Regions from separate parts of the Mus musculus genome. Here all the other regions are linked to region 2. Evidence: chromatin loops called from intact Hi-C (ENCODE). Cell type or tissue: left cerebral cortex. All regions are shown on one strand. Region 1 overlaps Mpp2 (membrane protein, palmitoylated 2 (MAGUK p55 subfamily member 2)). Region 2 holds the start of Dusp3 (dual specificity phosphatase 3 (vaccinia virus phosphatase VH1-related)). Region 3 holds the start of Cd300lg (CD300 molecule like family member G). Region 4 holds the start of Tmem101 (transmembrane protein 101). Region 5 overlaps Gm11586 (a long non-coding RNA gene).

Region 1 (4,000 bases), 100 kb before region 2:
GCGATGAGGGCTCCAGAGGGACACCGGACACAGAGACGCTGAGCTGAGAGGAGCACAGGTATTTGCGCGGCCTCTCCAGGGTCTGTGTTGGGTTGGGGGGGGGGGGGGACTTCGGATCCCGGCATTACGTAAGAGCCGTGCTACTGGCGTTTCCGGCCCTGGGGGAGCTAGACTAAGATTGTACTGGGTCCCTTGGCACCCTGCACCCCAAGAGACCAACACCTCAGTCATTCCTGAGAGAGGGTTCTGGAGAGGGGCGGTCTGCTAACCTAGAGTGCCAGGCCAGGTCCAGGAGGTTGCAGGGTTTTGGAGCCAGGGTTTAAGGTATGGGGATTCCAGAGGGAATCAGCACCAGAAGCAAGGAGCCAGGGTCAGAAAGTTAGGTCAACTAAGGGGTAGTGGGGAATGAAGACCTGGGGGACGTGGGGGGGGGCAGTCATTCAGTGACCTCATCCCCTAGTCCCGGCGGGCACGCAAGCAAAGAACCTTCTTTGATGGCTCGCAACACGCCCCCTCCTTCCTAGGTCCTAGCGCCCGGCGGGTTAGGGCTGAATTGAAGGGGCGGGGGCAATCTGATTGTGAGTGCGGGCACGTCCGCCGGCTCCCTAGACCCCATCCTCCAGTCCTCAGTTATCTACAGTTCTCCCCATAACCGTGTCCGGCTCCAAAGTGCCTTTGTCAGGCGTTCGTCTTTCGCACCTCTCTGAGTCTGCACCGATGGAGCGGGGGTGGGTGGGAGGATGGAGGAAATCTCTCTCTTTGAAGCTGGCGGGCTTCACCTACACACCCGGGGGACGGGGGTTGGATAGCTTGGTGGCGGATGTGCGTGTGGAGGTGGGAGTGGGAGGGCCTTAGGTTTAGGCTTTTGGGCGCCGTGATGCTGGTTTCGTGATGACTGGGCCCGGGGACCTTGGCACGGAACCAGGCTAGCTTGCCTGGCACTGCCGTTCTCCTGTGGGCACGGGCGGCCCCGCCCTCTCAGAGGCTTGGGTGGGGGTGGGGCAGAGCGAGCCGACGCCGTGGGAACCAACTCCTCAGGGAGCAGACCCAGGCTTACTGGGCAGGACTCCTGGGCCTAGGGTTTCACACAGGCTCCTCCCTGGCTCTTCCCCGTTTCCCTGCTCCAGGAAAAGAGGAACCACAGCAAGCACCTCTAGTGGGGAGTATGGCCCAAGGCCTGAGAAGCTGTCCCCTGCTCTCTAGGAATAAGGACATGGAGTTGACAGAGGGGACACTGGCGCTGGCACAGTGTAACCTGGACATTTCTTTTAACCAGTGGTGCTAGCGTGAAAGGGGTTCCCCTCATCTCTCTCTCTCTCTCTCTCTCTCTCTCTCTCTCTGCAAGTTCGATTTTTCTGGAAAAGATCCGGGAGGAAAGGGAATCGTATCCCTCACCTTTGTCATTTGGTTTCTGGAGCTGTCATTATCTTAGGCTTGGGAGAGGGAGAGGGAGAGGGAGAGGGAGAGCGAAGAGGAGGAGGAAGAGGAGAGAGAGAGAGAGAGAGAGAGAGAGAGAGAGAGAGAGAGAGAGAGAGAATTTTATTAAAACCTGTAGTTGCTCCTCTGAGAATTATTTTGGGTTGGAGAGGGGAGAGGCTGGGAGGGTGGAGTGGCCCTATGGCTCCCCGTGTGGTGGTGGTGGGGATGCATTTAGTCTTAAAGTGGGCACTGCCAGCTGCTTCCCCCTACTCCCCCACCCTTGCTGAGAGCCACTGCCTCCTGTTGTCATGGCAACTGGGGAATTAGGGTTTTATCCAGTAACACATGCCCAGGAAGGCAAGGGGAGAAAGAGTAGTGGGTCACCCTGTTCTCCTTTCCACGGAGGATGAAGGAGCCAAGCTTAGCTTGGGAGACCCGGGGATGGGGATGGGACTGCAAACTCCATGCCTGCTTCTGGCTGCTGCCCTTCACTTCTCCCTGTCCCAACTCCTGGTGGAGAGAGAGAGAGAGAGAGAGAGAGAGAGAGAGAGAGAGAGAGAGAGAGAGAGAGAGAGAGAGAGAAAGAGCAGGAAAGGAAATATCATTTCTGTCAGCTGGACACCAGTGTTTGTGAGGGCACCCTCACCCGAAGGTTCTAGGCCTGGGGCACAGCGGCAGGTAGCGGACCTCAAGGCTGCCCCCTTGGACTTTCCAGGCCTGGGAAACTTTCCAGTGTTTGCTCATATCCTCGACGTCATTCTCCTTCCAGCTAAAGAAAGAACCAGAAAAAATATTATGTTTGGTTTGTTTGTTTTTGACATGAGTTCTCTACTCTCTATGTTTCCCAGGCTGATATGGGTTCAGAGGACCCTTTCTGCCTTGGCCTGAGGGGCTGGTACCACAGCACAGGTGGGCATTGCCATGCCCAATGAGAAATACTTTTTGTGGGGACAGTGGTGCCCAGCACTCGGGAGGCAGAGGCAAGCAGATCTCTGCGAGTTCTATGCCAGCTTGGTTTACAGGGTGAATTCCAGGAGCTCACAGAGAAATCCTGTCTTGAAAGCCAAAACAAACAATAAACAAACAAATAAACTAAAAACATAAGAGAAATAAAAAAGAGAAAAAATATCTAAGACACAAAACCTAGGTTTTCACCATAGCTTTCTTACCAGCTTTGGGGCCTTGAGGAAATTGATTAACCTCTCTGATCCTGTCTCCCCTGCCTCTGAGAAGGGGCATGCCATCTGCCTTTCTTGCTTTTCAGAGCACTTGGGGTCACTCTTGTAACCTAAGTTCCCGTTTCTGGGCAACACTACCTTCCTGCCTTATGGCTGTTCCTGAAGAGACAGATAGCCTTCTGAGTCTCACGGCCTTGGCTTTGCCCCGTGCCTTCTCAGCCTTCTCTTTCCTTCTCTAGGACCATCAGAATCCACACTGCCTCTATTCACCATGCCGGTTGCTGCCACGAACTCCGAGTCTGGTAAGAAGAAGTTAAAGCTGTCAGCCTGCCTCGGTGGTTCAGGAGTGGGGGGAGGTTGGGCAAAGATCAGGGGGTAGATGTAGCAGTGACAGTCATCCCTCCCCTGTCACAGCACACGTGGTCATTAGGTCACGCAGGCTGCCTCCTCACTGGGGTTGGATAGAGCTGGGGAAGATATGAGCTTGTTCCAATAGTGCTTGCTGTATGTTGCAGCATGGCTCACCTGCCCGAGGCTCAGGCTACTTGCTCCAGAGATAGTGTACAGTGAAGCTGGACGGGAATGGCTGCCCCCGCCGCTGCCACCACTGCTGTGCTTTTTAATGGCATTGACCCATAGTAAGCCAGTCACCTCTGACTTGTTTCCTCTGAGGTGAGGTGACAGGATGGGATGGATGGTTTTTGACTTTGCTCCTAGGTCTCCCAGACTCTGATGACAGCAGTGGGCCCTCTTCATAGACACACACCTGCATCCATACCCCAACGTCTGCACCCCACCCCAGTGATCCCTGGATCCTTGAGTAATTTCTGAGCCTCACCAGGGTAGGGTTCCATGTCCAGAGGCTCTGAAAGGGTTCTGGCGGCTGCAGCTATGAGATGCCCTGGGAGATCTGAATTCTTCCCAATGGATCCTGCTGCTCCCTCTGTAAGGCATTCCAGGTTCCCACTGTGGACACATTCTTGTTCCTACCTTCTGAGAAAACGAAGATTTCTGTGTGCCAGCCAGAACCTAAGCTGTGACCCCTTTGTCCCCTGGGAAAGGTTTCTTTTCCAAGGCTCGAAATTCCCCCCCCCCCCCCCGTTTCTTGGAGGGATCACGATTTCCTCTTGCCCTGTGGCCTCTCTCCCTGCTCCACTGATCAGGAACCCCACTCTAAGCTGCTTAGGAGTTAATGAGACCCATTCCTGAGCCGTGCTTAAAGAGCCTCTCATCTGGGGCTGCTCAGTAAACCTATTAACAGTGACCAGCAGGGCTGCACCGGGAGACACTTTCCAGCGGCAGGCCTTTTGGTGGGGGCAGGGAACCCATGCCTGTGTGTGTGGCCCACTTTTTCAAACACCTCCTTGGGCCCTGTTCCCCTAGCTGCAGTGCCGTGGGCTGCT
Region 2 (4,000 bases):
ACTGAGCATCCCGCACTTGAATTTTGACAGAGATCTAGCCTAGCAACTTCAACTAGGTTTAATGTTTCCCTCCTGCCATCTCTGGAGGACTCGGACAGAGAAGACAAAGGGCTGATAATCTATCAAGATGGACAGGGCCGGTAGAATGCCAGCTCACCGCACCAGAGACCCTGGGTTTGGTGCCCAGCACTGCCTAAATCAAGTGGTGATGTGCAGACCATAATTCAGCAACTCCAGCGGTAGTAGCTGACAGAGGGCTAGGAGTTCAAGGTCATCTTTGACCCTCAGCCAGCTCCTGGCCCCCCTGGACTACGTGAGCCCCTCTCTCAAAATCCATAAGGACAAACTTCCCTTCAATCCGATGGCATCTTTTCCCCATCCACTTCGTAACATTCCTAGAGAGTCTATTGGGCACTGAGCTCTTATTTTCTAACTTTGGCACTAAAGAGTTTTTAAAATTTGAATTCTTTCCAGCACACGAATGCTCAGGCAGAAGACAAAAGCCTGCCGCCGACCATTGTGTCCCACGTCACCCCACAGCTAGGGTTTGCGTAGTTTCCTCTTAATACCCTTTTTGATGGAGGCTTCTAGAACTCCAAATGGTGACAAAGGCCAGCGCCAGCTGCCCACTTACCTATTTGTACTCTATTTTTGTGCAATATGTAGTGGCCAAAGTCCAGTTTCTTCCTAAAGGTTGTGCTTTGCCTGTGATTAGAAACGATTACAGGGTAGGCCAAATAATCCAAGGAATTGTTCATTTTCTCCTCCTAGTCTAGCTTCAGAAATGAGACACCTTGGCTTCTCTGTGAGGCACTTAGCTCTCCCCATGACAAGGTGTCATAGTTACCCAGTTATGACATCAGGGACAAGTCTCAGCGGAGGAAGAGGAGATGAGCATGTTTAGTTGTCTCTGGGCACTTTCTAAAAGTTTTCTAAAATTTATATATGGTGATGGGGTGCGGGACAATCCGGTATTTATATTCTCTGTGTTATGATTCGGTCAAGGTAAGTGGCTCTTCTCTTCTCTCCTAAAGCAATGGTGATTCTGTGATAAGTCAGGACCATGTCAGGAGGAAGGAAAGGGGGCTTTGAAGTTCCTCACGTGCCTGGGAAGTAGATGTTTCCAAGGCTGGAGGAGAAAAGAAAGGCATGATATCCCTTCCCTGCCTGGCACAGGCAGAGGCTCACAAAGGGAGGTTGGGGTGGGACTCTAACTCTCATTCTGCCGTTTGAGCTATGAGCTAAGAAGTCACAGTTCCCTGCGAGGTTTCCCTGAAGGTCTGAAACCATAAGTTTTTCTGGGAAAGCGAAACACTCAAAAGTGTAGTTAGTGTAACCCAGAGCAGTGCCACAGGCTCGCAATACCAGCACTTGGGAAATGGAAGCAGGCAGATGGAATTCAAAGTTATCCTTGGTTATATACTGCAAAGCCAGCCTGGGCTACATGAGACCCGACCTCAAAAAACGAAAGTATGAAGTAAAACAAACAAAACCATAAAGAAAACAAATCTTAATAGGAGACACACTGGGGAGACTGTATTTGCCCCTTTGGCGTTAGGGACCGGGCCATTTTCCCTGGCAACTGGAGAGACGCTTTTTGTGCTCTTTGCTCTCAGTGGAAACTCGCTACTGACACCATGTGGCTCACAGTGAGATGGCAGCTACCCCAGGAACAGCTGTAAAGGAACCTGTGGAGGAAGATTTACCCCCACACTAGCCCAGAGCCCACAGCCCAGGGCGCAGGCCCCCAGTGAGTGCTCAACATCTGTCAATTGCTTCTGCAACCGCTACGCCTGTATGTTCCGCGCTGGGAACTGAACTAAGGTTTTTGTGCATGCTGGGCACCTTGCCAGCCCAGGAACCTCCGCAACCCCTTGAATGTTTCTGGAATCTTTCCAGCAAATTTTTAAAAAAAAGATTTATTTACTTTAAGTATGTGAGTACACTATAGCTGTACAGATGACCCGCTCACTTAGGTCAACTCCACTCGCTCTGGCCCAAAGATTTATTATTATACATAAGTACACTATAGCTGTCTTCAGACGCACCAGAAGAGGGCGTCAGATCTCATTACGGGTGGTTGTGAGCCACCATGTGGTTGCTGGGATTTGAACCCAGGACCTTCGGAAGAGCAGTCAGTGCTCTTAACCCTCTGAGCCATCTTGCCAGCCCTCCAGCAATTCTTAGGAGTTAGATGTTGCATATTCTTTACTGAAGTGCTTGGGACAGAAATGTTTGAGACTTTACGATATAATATATATACTATATGTAGTGAGTGGATCCAAGTCTAAACATGAAATCCATTAATGCGTCACATATAAATATATCCTGAATACAGTTTTGTACAGTAATTTTTAGTGTGCCTGTGTTTTGACTGTCACAGGTCAGGTGTGAGAATTCTCCATTTATATTGTGTTTACACTCAAAAGTTACAGATTCGTAGACACTTCGGGTCTCACAAAATTATAGCTGTTCAAACTGCTTTCCTCCCTTTTAGTCGCCAGCACACAGGCTAAGGTTAAAGTAGTCCCCCAGGGTCAGATGCCAAACCTGGCGACCTATACCTTCAGCCTTTAAAAAGTTCAATGCTGATTCACATCAAACATTAAAAGAAGTGTTCCAGAATAGGGCTCTTTCCTGTAACCTTGGGTAAGGATCCATCTCCTGGGTAGGCAGGTTGTTGGTTCAGCAGTCGTGGGCTGGGAAGATGTGTTCTGACGTGTGTGTTTGGGGTGAATGAATGGATGCCCACTCTGCTGGTGTGCAGCGAGAAGGGTTCACAGCAAACCCCAGGGGTACCCATTATCCTGAAAGAGCGACTCCAGGTGTACCCAGGCGTCCCGCATTGGGTTCAGTAAATGAAGTGCCTGCGCTCCACTGCCTTAGCCAGGGTGAATGAGTACGGATGACACGGGAGTGATGGCATCTCGGCCAGGAACGTGCCCCGGGGTCCTGCGGCGCTTGGCCAGTCGCGCGTGTCCTCTGCGCTGCCTAGCGTGACCGCAGCTTCCCGCACCCAGTGGGCCCGCCTCCGGGGCGGGACGGGGCGGCTCCCGGTTGGGCAGCCCCGCCCCGCTGACCCGGCTTCTCCCCCTCGTTCGCTCCTGCCCTGGCGTGCAGCGCCCCGCCGCCGCCATGTCCAGCTCGTTCGAACTCTCGGTGCAAGATCTCAACGACCTGCTCTCGGATGGCAGCGGCTGCTACAGCCTGCCGAGCCAGCCCTGCAACGAGGTCGTCCCGAGGGTCTACGTGGGCAACGCGTGAGTCTCTGGGAGGGCCAAACCCGTAGCCGCTCCCAGCGGGCCCCGACTACTACTTGGGGGCTGGAGTGGGGTCCATGGGGGGGGGGTGGATCCTGGGCGCGGTCGCCGACCTGAGAGCAAGAGCGGGTGCTGGGGACCAGCCTGGAGTCGACGCCTACTCCCCGCGCATGAAGCGGAGGAGCTGGACTCCGCATGCCCAGAGACGCCCCCCAACCCCCAAAGTGCCTGACCTCAGCCTCTACCAGCTCTGGCTTGGGCTTGGGCGGGGTCAAGGCTACCACGTTCTCTTAACAGGTGGCAGGGCTGTCTCTTGGCCGCGCGTCATGTGACAGCTGCCTAGTTCTGCAGTGAGGTCACCGTGGAATGTCTGCCTTCGTTGCCATGGCAACGGGATGACGTTACAATCTGGGTGTGGAGCTTTTCCTGTCCGTGTCAGGAAATCCAAATACCCTAAAATACCCTAGAAGAGGAAGTAGCTGAGCCAAGGCTTTCCTGGCTTCTCCAGATAAAGTTTGACTTAGATGGAAAAAAACAAAATGATAAAGACCCGAGCCATCTGAAAATTCCTCCTAATTGCACCACTAGGAAATGTGTATATTATTGAGCTCGTATGTGTTCTTATTTTAAAAAGAAAACTTTAGTCATGTTATTAATAAGAATTTCTCAGCAGTGGGAGAGAACCAATATTAACACCAAGATAAAAGTTGGCATGATCCACATTGCAGGAAGATCCACGT
Region 3 (4,000 bases), 55 kb before region 2:
TGATGTCTGTCAGTTACAAGATGCGATGTTAGTTATAAGATGTGTCCTGATGAACCCAGCCTGGGGGGGGGGTGCTCTTGATTCAGTTACTTGGAATCAGAGCAAGTTCAAGGCCAGTCTGTCTGAAGCATAAAATGGAGAGAAGGCTAGGGATATAGCTTAGTGGCAAAGCACTCATTTAGCATGCTCCGGGGCCTGGGTTCCACCCCTCCCCCAAGCATTGCCAAGGAGAAAGAAAGGATAAAAAAATTACAAAAGTAAAGAAAGCTTTGCTCCCTGTGGGTGACAGTGTGGTTACTTACTGTCCAGCCCTTTGCCCTCTTGCAATGAACGCACATTTTATAAATATGTATATGTATGTATATGTGTGTGTATGTATATGTGTATATGCGTATGTATGTATGTGTGTATACATATATATTATATACATGCATATACCACACATACTCTCTTTCTCACACACACACATACACAGACACACACATACTAACAATAATAAAATTAAAAAGTAAAGCAAGAAAAAAATGAAAGCAAAGAAAGAAAAAGCAAACTTAGTAGGTATTCAACCAAGTTAGCTGAGCTAACAGGGTAAGTGGATGTATGCTTGCTGCCCTGTGGTCAGAGAGGTTCTGCAGAGCCAGGGAACCCAAGGGAGAAAGACCCTGGGCTCAAGGTGCAAGAGCAGCAAGTGCTGAGCTCAGGGCTGCTGGGCTGCAGATGGGTTGTGAAATAGGGATGTATTCCACCCCACCCCACCCCACCTCCTCATGGTGTGGAGGGAAGGCATAACCACAGACCACAAGAGCGTGCTCAGGCCTGCATCTGTAAGCCCCTCCATCCCAGCCACCTCTGACCCCTCTCACCTGGGAGCACCAGGCAGCCCCATAGCAGGACCAGAGGCCTCATGGTGGGTGCTGGACACTGCAGTTGCCTGCAATTGGGAGCTCTTCTGAGCTTTAGCTTCTGCCGGGCTGGAGCCAGGAAGGGAGGGGTGGGGGGCGGGCCATCGAGCTCAGCTCCGCCTTGGAGGGCCTTCTGCTTTTTCCTTTACTCTTTTCCCCCTTCTACCCAGTGCCAGTTACCACAGGTTGCAGACCCACCCAATCTCCAGCCCCTACTTAGCCTTAATCTGTGATTTGCCTGTGTAATTCATCATGGCCTTTGGGAACCTCTGATATATTGTTTTTCCTTTTGCACATGCCTTTAATCCCAGAGCTTAGGAGGCAGAGGCAGGTGGATTTCTGAGTTCGAGGCCAGCCTGGTCTTCAGAGTGAGTTCCAGGCTATACGGAGAAACCCTGTCTCAAAATAAATAAATAAATAAATAAATAATTCTCAGAGGTGTGCATAACTTGACACTGCTACTATAAGAATCACAAACCCTGGAACAACCAGTCATTGCTGATATCCCCAAATACTTCACTATTTGGGAAATTATTAGTTTTTTGACCTGCCCCTGGATCTGAGTATTAAAGTACTAAATATGGAAGCTTATTTGTTAATTAGTAAATCACTGATAATATATTTTAAACTATATCCCTATTTTTAGCATCTTAATTTAAGCTTATTATTTTCATTGTATTTATTTTTCATGTGCATGGATGGTTTGCCTGCGTGTCTGTGCACCCTGTGTACGCAGTTCTCACAGAGGCCAGAAGAGGGCACTGGATCTCCTGAGGCTGAAGTTACAGATGGCTATGAGCCACCATGCGAGTGCTGGGAATAGAACCAGGGTCCTGGAAAAACAACCTGTGTTCTTAACCGCTGAGCCACCTCTCCAACACTCTATTTTTAGTTTATTAAAAATTTAAAATTATATTTTCAGAAAGCAACTTTATAGAGTCCACCTTCAACATTTTCATAGAGTCCAGGAATCCAGCTGAGAATATCAGGCTTGTAAAGGCCATCTTGTCGGCCCTTCTTTATTTTAAACACGTGAACTTGTTTCATATGCATATGAGCCATTATTTTGGGGTGTGGGAGATCTGTAAGCTTCTTCTCTTCACACTGCTGAAGTGTGAAGGGTAAAAAATTTAAAGACCAATTATATAGCCCTTCTGATCAGCATCCCATTGTCTGGGATGCAGTACCGTCATTGGCCACAGGGCGGCGGCTTCAGCAGGGCTGAGCTGAGCTCTGCGGGAGCTTTGGGTCAGCTGCTTTGAAAGGCGGGTCCCCTGAACCGAGCGCTTTGTCTTGCTGGACACTTGCAAAAGTTAATCAGTGGCTTGTTTCCCCTTTGCAGACTTGCTTATTGCTTCAAGGGAACAGAACAAACGCACGCTAGAGGGAGCTCTGAGCCATTTTCCAAAATAGCTGTCTTTCAGGCTTTCAAAGTCAGTATGACATCTAAGCAAATATTTATATTATACAGATAAGTAAGAACGGAGGGAAGGCAAGGATTGGAGTATTACAAGTAACTCACCTTCTGCCTTATAAAATCACTCTTAGTATTTTGGTATGTTTCTTTTCGACCCCTGGGGGTGGGGTAGGAGTTGTTAAAGCCCAGTTGTTGTGAGAGGGGAGTTTGTTCTTGTGGCTCTGGTAATAGAGGGCGTAAGTATTACATTTATTTATTCTCATGTTTTAAGTGTGTATGAGCACGTGAATGTCATAGCATGCTATGAACAACGTAGGACAACGTGCAGGACTCAGTTCTTTCTTTCCGCCCTGTGGGCTCCGGGCATATACCACAGGTCGTATTGTTTGGCTGCGAGTGTCTTTACGAACAGAGCCATCTCTCCAGCAACAGGGCACATGTCTTGATTACACAGTGCTTGGCAGGCATTCCTGCTGTTTACTGACCTGGAATATGTCATCATGAAACCCTACTGACCTCAGTCCGGAACATGACTCCCTTTCCTGTGTACAGATCACCCAAGAGAAGTGGTTTTTGCAGTTTGAAACATACACACACACACACACACACACACACAATCTACTCTAGCTTTGCATGGTATATTTCTGCACGTCTTTATTTCTAGATGTTCCTTGTTCTTTGTGTCTAGCTTATTCATCATAAGCAGGGCAAGCGCTTGACACTCCATTATATTTTTAGGGCTGTAGGAGCTGGCCCCTGACATTTTTGAAATATGTGCTTTTTAGTAATAAATTGTTTTCTTTTTATTTCTCCCCCCAGCGTAGCTGGGATATTATAATATTTAAAACATTAAGCATAGAACAGGCACAGTATTCATGATTGTCGTTTCAGGGGAATATGGAAGTTGTTACCAAATGCTTCCTTATACAGATGGAGCACTGGGTTTGAAGCTTGCCCCCCCCTCCATACTCTTCACCTGTGTATTTAAACATCATTACCTCTTCGCCCCCTGCCCCACACCTTGCCCAGGAGCTGACCTGGAGGACCTGGTAAAAACCAGATCTTTTAGAGTTTAGAGTTTAGAGTTTAGAGGTTAGAGGTTAGAGGTTAGAGGTTAGAGGTTAGAGGTATGGCTCATGGATTAAGAGCATTGAGCAGTCAGGGCTCTTACCTGATGAGCCATCTCACCAGTCCCAAAACACCTATTTTTAATGATGGTTCTTAAATGCTTTAACCTCCCTTGTAGCCCATCACTCACCAGAGGTAGTGGGAAAGAAAGGATACGGGTGGGGGGCAGGGGAGTGGAACTGTTTAGAAAGGTTCTTTGGAGCAACCCCTGTCTGTTTTGTCTGGAAATCAGCAGTTCAGTTCACAGGTTAGCAGTGGCAGCTCAATCCACTTGCAAACACTTCACAGATACACCAGCAGTCCAGTTTGGTAGAGTCGGTTTAGCAAACATGAATCAGCAGCAGCGACACTACCTAGCAGAGACAGCCAGGCGTCAGCCTCGTCAGCCTCGGCATAAGTCAGCAGGAGGGACCAGAAGAAACACGCAAATGCATGTTTGTCTCAGCTGACATCACTCTGCCAGTCAGCCCGAGTCTGAGGAAGTGGCAAGAAACTGCAGCACACCACCAGAAGGCTTTTGGTATCCACAAATGCAGCTCAACTATGCAGTGTA
Region 4 (4,000 bases), 170 kb before region 2:
TGACCTAGTAGTATGATAACACCTGCCCCCAGCCCCAGACTAGGGTTAGTCTATAGGGAAAAAGGGCAGAGTGGAATGTGTATCAGAAAAGCTTCTGGGTTCCCAGAATTTTCCCCTCACACATATTGATGGCTGAGGGAGACTGTTGAAATTGATTGCTAAGGTTATGATGGGAAGGTAGACAACTGCCAAGTAGGCTTGTAGGGACTCTTTTTTTTTTTTTTAAGATTTATTTATTATTATATGTAAGTACACTGTAGCTGTCTTCAGACACACCAGAAGAGGGCATCAGATCTCATTACGGGTGGTTGTGAGCCACCATGTGGTTGCTGGGATTTGAACTTCGGACCTTCGGAAGAGCAGTCGGGTGCTCTTACCCACTGAGCCACCTCACCAGCCCCATTGTAGGGACTCTTATGGACACAAATAATCCCAGCATTTGGGAGGCAGGGGCAGGTGGATCTCTATGAATTTGAGGTCAACCTGGTCTACAGAGTGAGTTCCAGGACAGCCAGGGCTACACAGAGAAACACTGTCTCAAAAAACAAAACAAAACAAAACAAAACAAAACAAAACCAAAATAAATAAATAAATAAATAAATAAAATCCAGCCATGTGGTAGTGAATGGTGCAAGTCTTTAATCCCAGTGTTTAGGAGGCAGAGGCAGGCAAATCTCTTGAGTTCCAGGCGAGCCTGATCCACAGAGGGAATTCTAGAACAACCCCAACTACACAGAGAAACCCTGTCTTGAAAAACTGAAAGAAGGGGCTGGAGAGATGGCTCAGTGGCTAAGAGCACTGGCTGCTCTTGCAAAAGTCCTGAGTTCAATTCCCAGCAACCACATGGTGGCTCAGGACCATCTGTAATGAGATTCGATGCCCTCTTGTGGTGTGTCTGAAGACATCAAAAGTGTACTGATATACATAACATACATAAATAAATCTTTTTTAAAAAAACTGAAAGAAAAGAAAGAAAGAAAGAAAGAAAGAGAGAGAGAGAGAGAAAGAAAGAAAGAAAGAAAGAGAAAGAAAGAAAGAAAGAAAGAAAGAAAGAAAGAAAGAAAGAAAGAAAGAAAGAAAGGAGAAAAATAATCAAAGTTTGGTTCCTTCTAGCCCCTCAGCGCTAGGCATCAGAGCACTGCATGAGTCCGTGGTAGCTGAAGAGACTGATAAAGTATAACTCCTTGGAAAGTGATTCTGTTCTGTGGACTTGTCTTATGGCATAGGACGGATAGATAGAGGCAGACAAAATAGCCTCTAACCCGGGCCTTTTTTCATTCCCCTTGTCTATTATCCATGCCCAATTTGTATCTACACAGTCCTATTTCCCAGTTCTTTGATATACTTAGTCTTTGTTTAAAGAAAGAGGAGGAGGAGGAGGAGGAGGAGGAGGAGGAGGAGGAATGTGAGATGAGCATGGTGACTTTAATTCTAGCACTCAGGAGGCACAGGCAGGCAGAGCTGTAGGTTTAATATTTAATGATGGTTCTTAAATGCTTTAACCTCCCTTTTAGCCAACCACCCACCAGAGTTAGGGAAAGAAAGGATATGGGGGAGGTGGACATGTTTAGAAAGGTTCTTGGGAGCAACTCCCATCTGTGTTGTATGGATACGTAGGTCTCTCCTCTTTTCTTAGGAGACAAAAGCAGCAAGACCAAAAGAGAGGTGACTTAGAGACAAGAGGACTCCTTACTTTAAAAGTTCGGCCAAAGACAGCAAAGACAGAGAATTCTCTCTGGGGTCTGTATCACACCCTTTTATGGGACCCTTATTATCTGCCAAACCACCTTTGCTACATTTAAGTCTCCCAGCAGTGATGAGGTGGAAAGCCATTATCCCCATCTCACACTTGAGTCTCCATTTAGATGACACAGGATCGGTTTTCAGCTTGGAGTCCAGGTCTGGTTATGTCCAGAGTCGGTTGCTTCCATACATCAAGCTGTGTTCCAGGATTTCTGATGTTTCAACCCCATGCTCCTTGCTCCTGTCCCATTTTGAGAGTACAAAGAACACCGGCTTTTGTTTCAGAGATCCTGACTTCAGTCCCCAGCAACCTTAGTGGCTCACAACCATCTATGATAGGATCTGATGCCCCTTTCTGTCATGCAGGCATACATGTAAATAGAATATTCATATACATAAATAAACAAATCAGAGCTGGAGAGATGGCTCAGCACTTAAGAGCACTGACTTCCAGAGGTCCTGAGTTGAATTCTCAGCAACCACATGATGGTATACAACCAACTGTAATGAGATCTGATGCCCTGATGGTGTGTCAGAAGACAGCGACAGTACACTCATAAATAAAATAAATAAAAATTCTTAAAAAAATAAACAAGTGGTCTATATTTTGTTTTTAATGTATGAGTGTTCTGTTTTCACGTACACCGGTATGCCAGAAGAGGGCATCAGATCCCTTTAAAGACGGTTGTAAACCACCTTGTGGTTGCTGGGAATTGAACTCAGGAGCTCTGGAAGAGCAGCAGTGTCCTTAACCGCTGAAACATCTCACCAGCCCCTAAACAAATCTTTTCTTTTTAAAGGGAAAGAAAGGGCAAATTGAAGCTCTGAGTTCTCTTCATGGGGAGCGTTCAGAAAGGCTGACTCCTCCTTCTAGAACACATTTTTCCCACCCGGAACTAGGGAGCAAGAGCTTTGTTTCCCGACGAAAAGAAAAACAGTCAGGGACCGGAAGTTGCCTGTATCATTCCCCGCTGCTGGTCTCCCGGACCCGGCTGAGGCCGTAGCGGACTGCCCTTTCCCAAGATGGCTTCGAAGATTGGATCGAGACGCTGGATGCTGCAGCTGATCATGCAGCTGGGTTCCGTGCTGCTCACGCGCTGCCCCTTTTGGGGCTGCTTCAGCCAACTTATGTTGTACGCTGAAAGGGCCGAGGCGCGCCGGTGAGCGCGCCCACGAAGTCGTCGAATGCGGTGGGGGGCGGTCCGACCTGTCCCAGGAACTGGGGTGCGGTGATGTTGGGGCCCAGAAGTCGGGATACTTAGACTGGGAGGAATTGGTACTCAAACAGGTTGGAAGATGCTCTCTTTCGATTGTACGGCCATTACTGATGTGGCGGCGGCTCCGGCAGTGAGAAGGATCTCGGGTTTTTGGGGGGCAGTGGCGATTGCAGGAACTTACAGAGGTCCCCAGATACTTACTCTCTATTCATTCTGTCCTCCTTGTTCCCTACACTCGATCCACAGGAAGCCCGACATCCCAGTGCCTTATCTATATTTCGACATGGGGGCAGCTGTGTTGTGTGCTAGCTTCATGTCCTTCGGAGTGAAGCGGCGTTGGTTTGCGTTGGGCGCCGCGCTGCAGCTAGCCATCAGCACCTACACCGCTTACATCGGGGGCTATGTCCACTACGGGGACTGGCTAAAGGTGAGCACGGGGACTCTAGACGAGATTTAGCTATGGGAAGGAGCTGAAGGTTCCTGATGTATGTGGTGGGCATGTATGGTACTCCTGAACTTGAAGCCCGGGAAAACTGAGGTACTAGGTTTGCAGCAGTTTTGTGGCAATCATTACAGACCACAGACGTGTCAGACCCATAGAGACCACACCGACCTCCCTTGTAGACTGTGAAAAGGGAGGTCCAGAGATGGAAAATGGACTCTCCCAAAATCATGCCACAGTGTATGGAAGGGATCGGTAACCCAGAGTTATCTGATTCTCAGAATCTTTTAAACCATTACTTTATTGGTGTCAGACTTGTAAAACAAAAGAGGCCTTGGAGAATATCTGGTCTACCCATCAGGTTTTATGAAATGTGATTAATACTAGTGCAGAATTTGTGCCTTCAAATGCAGATGCTTATACCGGCTACTGGTAGCCTAGAGGTGAGGTAGCTTGGAGGCAGGGTCCGAAAGGATCAGACTGTCAGTCTAGTAGGGGAGGCAGGTGTGAACAGCTATGGGATAGTGGGCCTATTTGTTTTGCATTGTTTTGTTTCTAGACAGGGTTTCTCTGTAGACCAGGATGGCTCAAACACACA
Region 5 (4,000 bases), 150 kb before region 2:
TTAACACCAAGCTCATGGACCTGGGGCCACTGGGTCCCAGCTGCTTCCTACTTACGGAAGGCCAGCCTCTACATGAATACAATATATATGAACAGCGACTTGACCTTCCAACAAAGCAAAAGCCTCCCATGGCGGACTCCTCAGCCCTAAGAGTGGCGGCTCTCCTTCTCTCCCCACTCCTTATCCTTTCCTATTATTTTGATTGTTTCTGAGACACAGTCTCAGTGCCATTCCCCCCATCCCCCCACCCCCCCCATCCTAGGATCTTAGTGTCTTCACCCCTACCCCCATGCTGGGATTTTAGGCATGCACCTCCACCGTGTTCCAAACTCAGATTCCCTTAATACTGCAACAAGCATTTTGCTAACTGAGCCATCTCTAAAGAGCTTCTGTATCTTAATTTCTTTTTAAAATGTACATTGGGGGGCTGGTGAGATGGCTCAGTTGGTAAGAGCACCCGATTCCTCTTCTGAAGGTCCAGAGTTCAAATCCCAGCAACCACATGGTGGCTCACAACCATCTGTAACAAGATCTGATGCCCTCTTCTGGAGTGTCTGAAGACAGCTACAGTGTACTTACATATAATAAATAAATAAATAAATACATAAATAAATAAATAAATCTTTAAATGTACATTGGGGGACTGGCTAGATGGCTCAACTGATAAGAGCACTGACTACTCTACCGAAGGTCCTGAGTTCAAATCCCAGCAACCACATGGTGGCTCACAACCACCCATAATGAGATCTGATGCCCTCTTCTGGTTTTTCTGAAGACAGCAACAGTGTGCTTATTTATAATAATAAGTAAATCTTTGGGCTTGAGCGAGCGGGGCCAACCAGAGTGAGCAGAGGTCTTAAATACAATTCCCAACAACCGCATGAAGGCTTACAACCATCTGTACAGCTACAGTGTACTCATATACCTTAAATAAATAAATAAATAAATAAATAAATAAATCTTTAAATGTGCATTGGTGTTTTGCCTGCATGCATGTCTGTGTGAGAGCGTCAGATCCCCTGAAACTGGAGTCACAGACAGCTGTGAGCTGCCACGTAGGTGCTGAATTGAACCCGGGTCCTCTGGAAGAGCAGCCAGTGCTCTTTACCAGCGAGCCATCTCTCTAGCTCCTGGCATACTTTCAAATTAGAAAAAAACGAAACAAAACAAAACAAACGCTTTTGTGTATATTATGGATGGAGACACTGATACACACAGGTTTCATTTTTTTTCTAAGTGTAGTTTTCCTCCAAGCCATAAATATATAAAAAACATTTTTTTGGAGGCAGGGTGTTGATGTGTATCCCAGGCTGTTTTGAAGTGTTTGCTTGTTTGTTTGTTTGCTTGTTTTGAGGTGTTTGATACTCCTGCTTAAGCTTCACAAGTGCTGGTAAAATATTCATGTAAATTCTGAACGCAAATACCTAACACATGAGCAGTGAAAAACCAAATGAGCTTTTGGACTTAAGAATTTCAGTTTCGGGGGTTGGAGAAACGGCTCAGTGGTTAAGAGCACTGGCTGTTCTTCCAGAGGTCCTGAGTTCAATTCCCAGCAACCACATGGTGGCTCACAATCATCTGTAATGGGATCTGATGCCCTCTTCTGTGCATGTAGCTGAGCACTCATACACAAAAGTAAACAAATAAAAAATAAATCTAAAAAAAAAAAAGAATGCCAGTGCCAGGGGACTGGAGAGACAGGACAGCCGCTAAAAGCGCATACTGTGCAGGCTTCTGCATGTCCAAGGCACACATAAACTTCCTCAAGGCCTCTCATACACACATGCAAAGAACGGTTTAATCAATTTCACTTCCAAGTGTTCTACCGCTGTATTCCAGCAGGGGGTGCTAAATGCGTTGTTTTCCCCTATTACCCTGGGGTTTTGTGGAATGATAGATTATCAGAAGTGGCACTGACCTTCAGTTTTGAGACTTTTTGATGGTTAGAAGGAGGGTGGGAAGAAGAAGATGAGAAAGATGAGGATGGGGGTGGAAAGAGGAAGGAGAGAATCTGAGGATCTGGGAACTTAAGAAAAATCTGTTGTCTGGAAAACAGTAGGGAACTCCCCTGGGCACTATTTGAAACATTTGCCAGGTGTTTGCTTTCTTTTCGTTTCTTATTTGTTTTGTTTCTTTCTTTTTCCCTTTGCTTCTGTTTTGTTTTGCTTTTTGTTTTTTATTTTTTGTTTTCCTCTGTGTAGCCCTGGCTGTCCTGGAACTCACTCTGTAGACCAGGCTGGCCTCGAACTCAGAAATCCACCTGCCCCTGCCTCCCAAGTGCTGGGATTAAAGGCGTGCGCCACCGCGCCCGGCATTCCCTTTGCTTCTTTTATTTGACAGAGTCTCATGGAATCCAGTGTAGCCATGTTTGCTTCTTTTATATTTCTGTACTTGTTATGTGTTTGTGCATGCATGCCCATGAGTACCATAGCACACACAGTCAGGTTGTGCACACACAAGCCCAGCCTGGAGTCAGCTCCTTCTACCCTGCTAATCCTGGGGCTCCAACTCAGGTCTTTAGCTTGGTGGTGAGTGCCTTTAGTCACTGAACCATCTTACTTCTTACCTCCTGCCTTCACCTGCCAAAGGCTAAGACTCGGTGTGCTGAGCATTGGTGGCACAAGCCTTTAATCCCCGAACTTATGAGGCAGAGGCAGGCGGCTCTCAATGAGTATGAGGCCAGCCTGGTCTACCCAGTGAGTTCCAAGATAGCCAGGGCTACACAGAGAAACCCTGTTTAATTAAAGACTTATTTTATTTATATGAGAACTCTGTCTTCAGACACACCAGAAGTGGGCATTAGATCACATTACAGGTGGTTGTGAGCCACCATGTGGTTTCTGGGAATCGAACTCAGGACCTCTGGAAGAGCAGCCAGTGGTCTTAACCGCTGAGCCATCTCTCCAGCACCCCCTTCCCCCCGAAACCCTGTCTTGAACACGCCCTACCAAAAAATAAAAAATAAAAAAGGTTGTAAAGTGTATTGCACCTAGCTTCAGCATGGGGTACTAGGGACGAGGGCCACAGTATTTCAGGTTTGCTGGGCAAGCACAGTATCAATTCAGTCCTGTGCAATACCAGTCTTCCCACTGATTCCTTGAAGCAGGCATTATCATTAAAGAGTCCCTAGGAGGCTGGATTCAGACACATGTTGGTGAGGTGTTTTCTAGAAGGTGGTCGGAAATGAGGCCTGCCATTTAAGAGAGCGGATCTATCTGGAAAGGTCCCTGGGGTTTGACAGTTGAAGCTCACTTCATGTAACAGAGGATACACATTTAATGTGTCCCTAGAGTGGGTATCAGCTGCCACGAGGGACTGTAGAAACATGAGCCCGTGGTAGACCAGGAGTTGGAAGTATGCCAGAGTTACCCCAGGATCACTCAGAATTCATGGTTGGAACATCTCAAGCAGGAACAGTCCACAGTGTGAATACCCCAGTGACTGAGAAGAGCCCTTGAATTCACCCACTAGTGACTTCCAGAGGGCCGGGGAAGCCAGAGAGCCAGGATAGGGGAAGGGCCTCGAACAACCGTAGGCTTGGAACTCCTAAAGAAGCTATAAGTCATGGCTGAAATGTGGGGTGTGTTTGGCTGTGTGTGTTATATGTACGAGTTTGGGCACATTAGTGCTGTGGCATTTGTGTGGGGTCAGGATAACCTTGGATATTGGTTCTCACCTTCTACCTTATTTTTGAGACAATGTCTCTTGTTCAACACAGTTAGCTCCTGTGGGTAAATTCATGTATGTCTCTGTGTTACAATGTTACAGATGGTCAATTAGTGGGTGTTTCGGAAGTTTCTGTGGGAAATGAACGTGTGAAGGGAAGGCCTGCGGAGTGTCAGGGTTTATGACCATGTCCTTAAAATGAATATTCAGTGTCTGCTACTTGAGAACGCACTAAATGTATTACATGTAGTTACAAGTAGTGGCCACCAGAGGGGGACGCCGACTCGCAGCTCCGTCCGAGGACGTGGCGCTTTCTCGTTCAGGAGCGCAGTGC

Evidence for each region. Hi-C counts contacts between places; a loop is a spot of excess contacts. Peaks named below come from ENCODE experiments on the same cell type or tissue, not always from the same donor. Only the 100,000 strongest peaks of a DNase experiment are listed, where the experiment ranks them.
Region 1: it touches region 2 in a loop (7-fold over the local background); 4 of 42 quality-filtered maps call a loop at or near these places.
Region 3: a loop joins it to region 2, with 5 times the contacts of the local background. A loop is called at or near these places in 26 of 42 quality-filtered maps.
Region 4: it touches region 2 in a loop (2.4-fold over the local background); 5 of 42 quality-filtered maps call a loop at or near these places.
Region 5: it touches region 2 in a loop (7-fold over the local background); 16 of 42 quality-filtered maps call a loop at or near these places.

Annotation. Positions count from the first base shown.
Region 1 is chr11:102,084,199-102,088,198 of GRCm38, reverse strand. Mpp2 (membrane protein, palmitoylated 2 (MAGUK p55 subfamily member 2)) reads left to right here. Exons shown (of 13, transcript NM_016695.4): 2 at 2,837-2,899. The coding sequence starts at 2,869. Among named protein-coding and RNA genes, the nearest start is that of Mpp2, 2.3 kb to the left of the region's middle. In left cerebral cortex, CTCF peaks have their summits at 1,639 and 3,954; DNase peaks (open chromatin) are centred at 793, 920, 1,682, 3,226 and 1 more place; H3K4me3 peaks cover 2,314 bases; H3K27ac peaks cover 2,299 bases.
Region 2 is chr11:101,983,872-101,987,871 of GRCm38, reverse strand. Dusp3 (dual specificity phosphatase 3 (vaccinia virus phosphatase VH1-related)) reads left to right here and starts at 3,081. Exons shown (of 3, transcript NM_028207.3): 1 at 3,081-3,260. The coding sequence starts at 3,136. It overlaps Cfap97d1 (CFAP97 domain containing 1), which reads right to left and starts at 816. Exons shown (of 6, transcript NM_029287.1): 1 at 635-816. The coding sequence starts at 758. In left cerebral cortex, CTCF peaks have their summits at 1,660 and 3,852; DNase peaks (open chromatin) are centred at 1,637, 3,041 and 3,637; H3K4me3 peaks cover 1,454 bases; H3K27ac peaks cover 1,731 bases.
Region 3 is chr11:102,038,497-102,042,496 of GRCm38, reverse strand. Cd300lg (CD300 molecule like family member G) reads right to left here and starts at 986. Exons shown (of 7, transcript NM_027987.3): 1 at 864-986. The coding sequence starts at 906. In left cerebral cortex, a CTCF peak has its summit at 2,121; a DNase peak (open chromatin) is centred at 2,201.
Region 4 is chr11:102,155,111-102,159,110 of GRCm38, reverse strand. It overlaps Tmem101 (transmembrane protein 101), which reads left to right and starts at 2,704. Exons shown (of 4, transcript NM_029649.2): 1 at 2,704-2,903; 2 at 3,207-3,387. The coding sequence starts at 2,767. In left cerebral cortex, CTCF peaks have their summits at 860 (motif pointing left) and 2,405 (motif pointing right); DNase peaks (open chromatin) are centred at 2,716 and 3,248; H3K4me3 peaks cover 1,412 bases; H3K27ac peaks cover 635 bases.
Region 5 is chr11:102,138,537-102,142,536 of GRCm38, reverse strand. It overlaps Gm11586 (a long non-coding RNA gene), which reads left to right. Exons shown (of 3, transcript XR_880227.3): 3 at 1-418. Among named protein-coding and RNA genes, the nearest start is that of Nags, 5.0 kb to the left of the region's middle. In left cerebral cortex, CTCF peaks have their summits at 764 (motif pointing left), 1,841 (motif pointing right) and 3,937 (motif pointing right); DNase peaks (open chromatin) are centred at 1,834 and 3,941.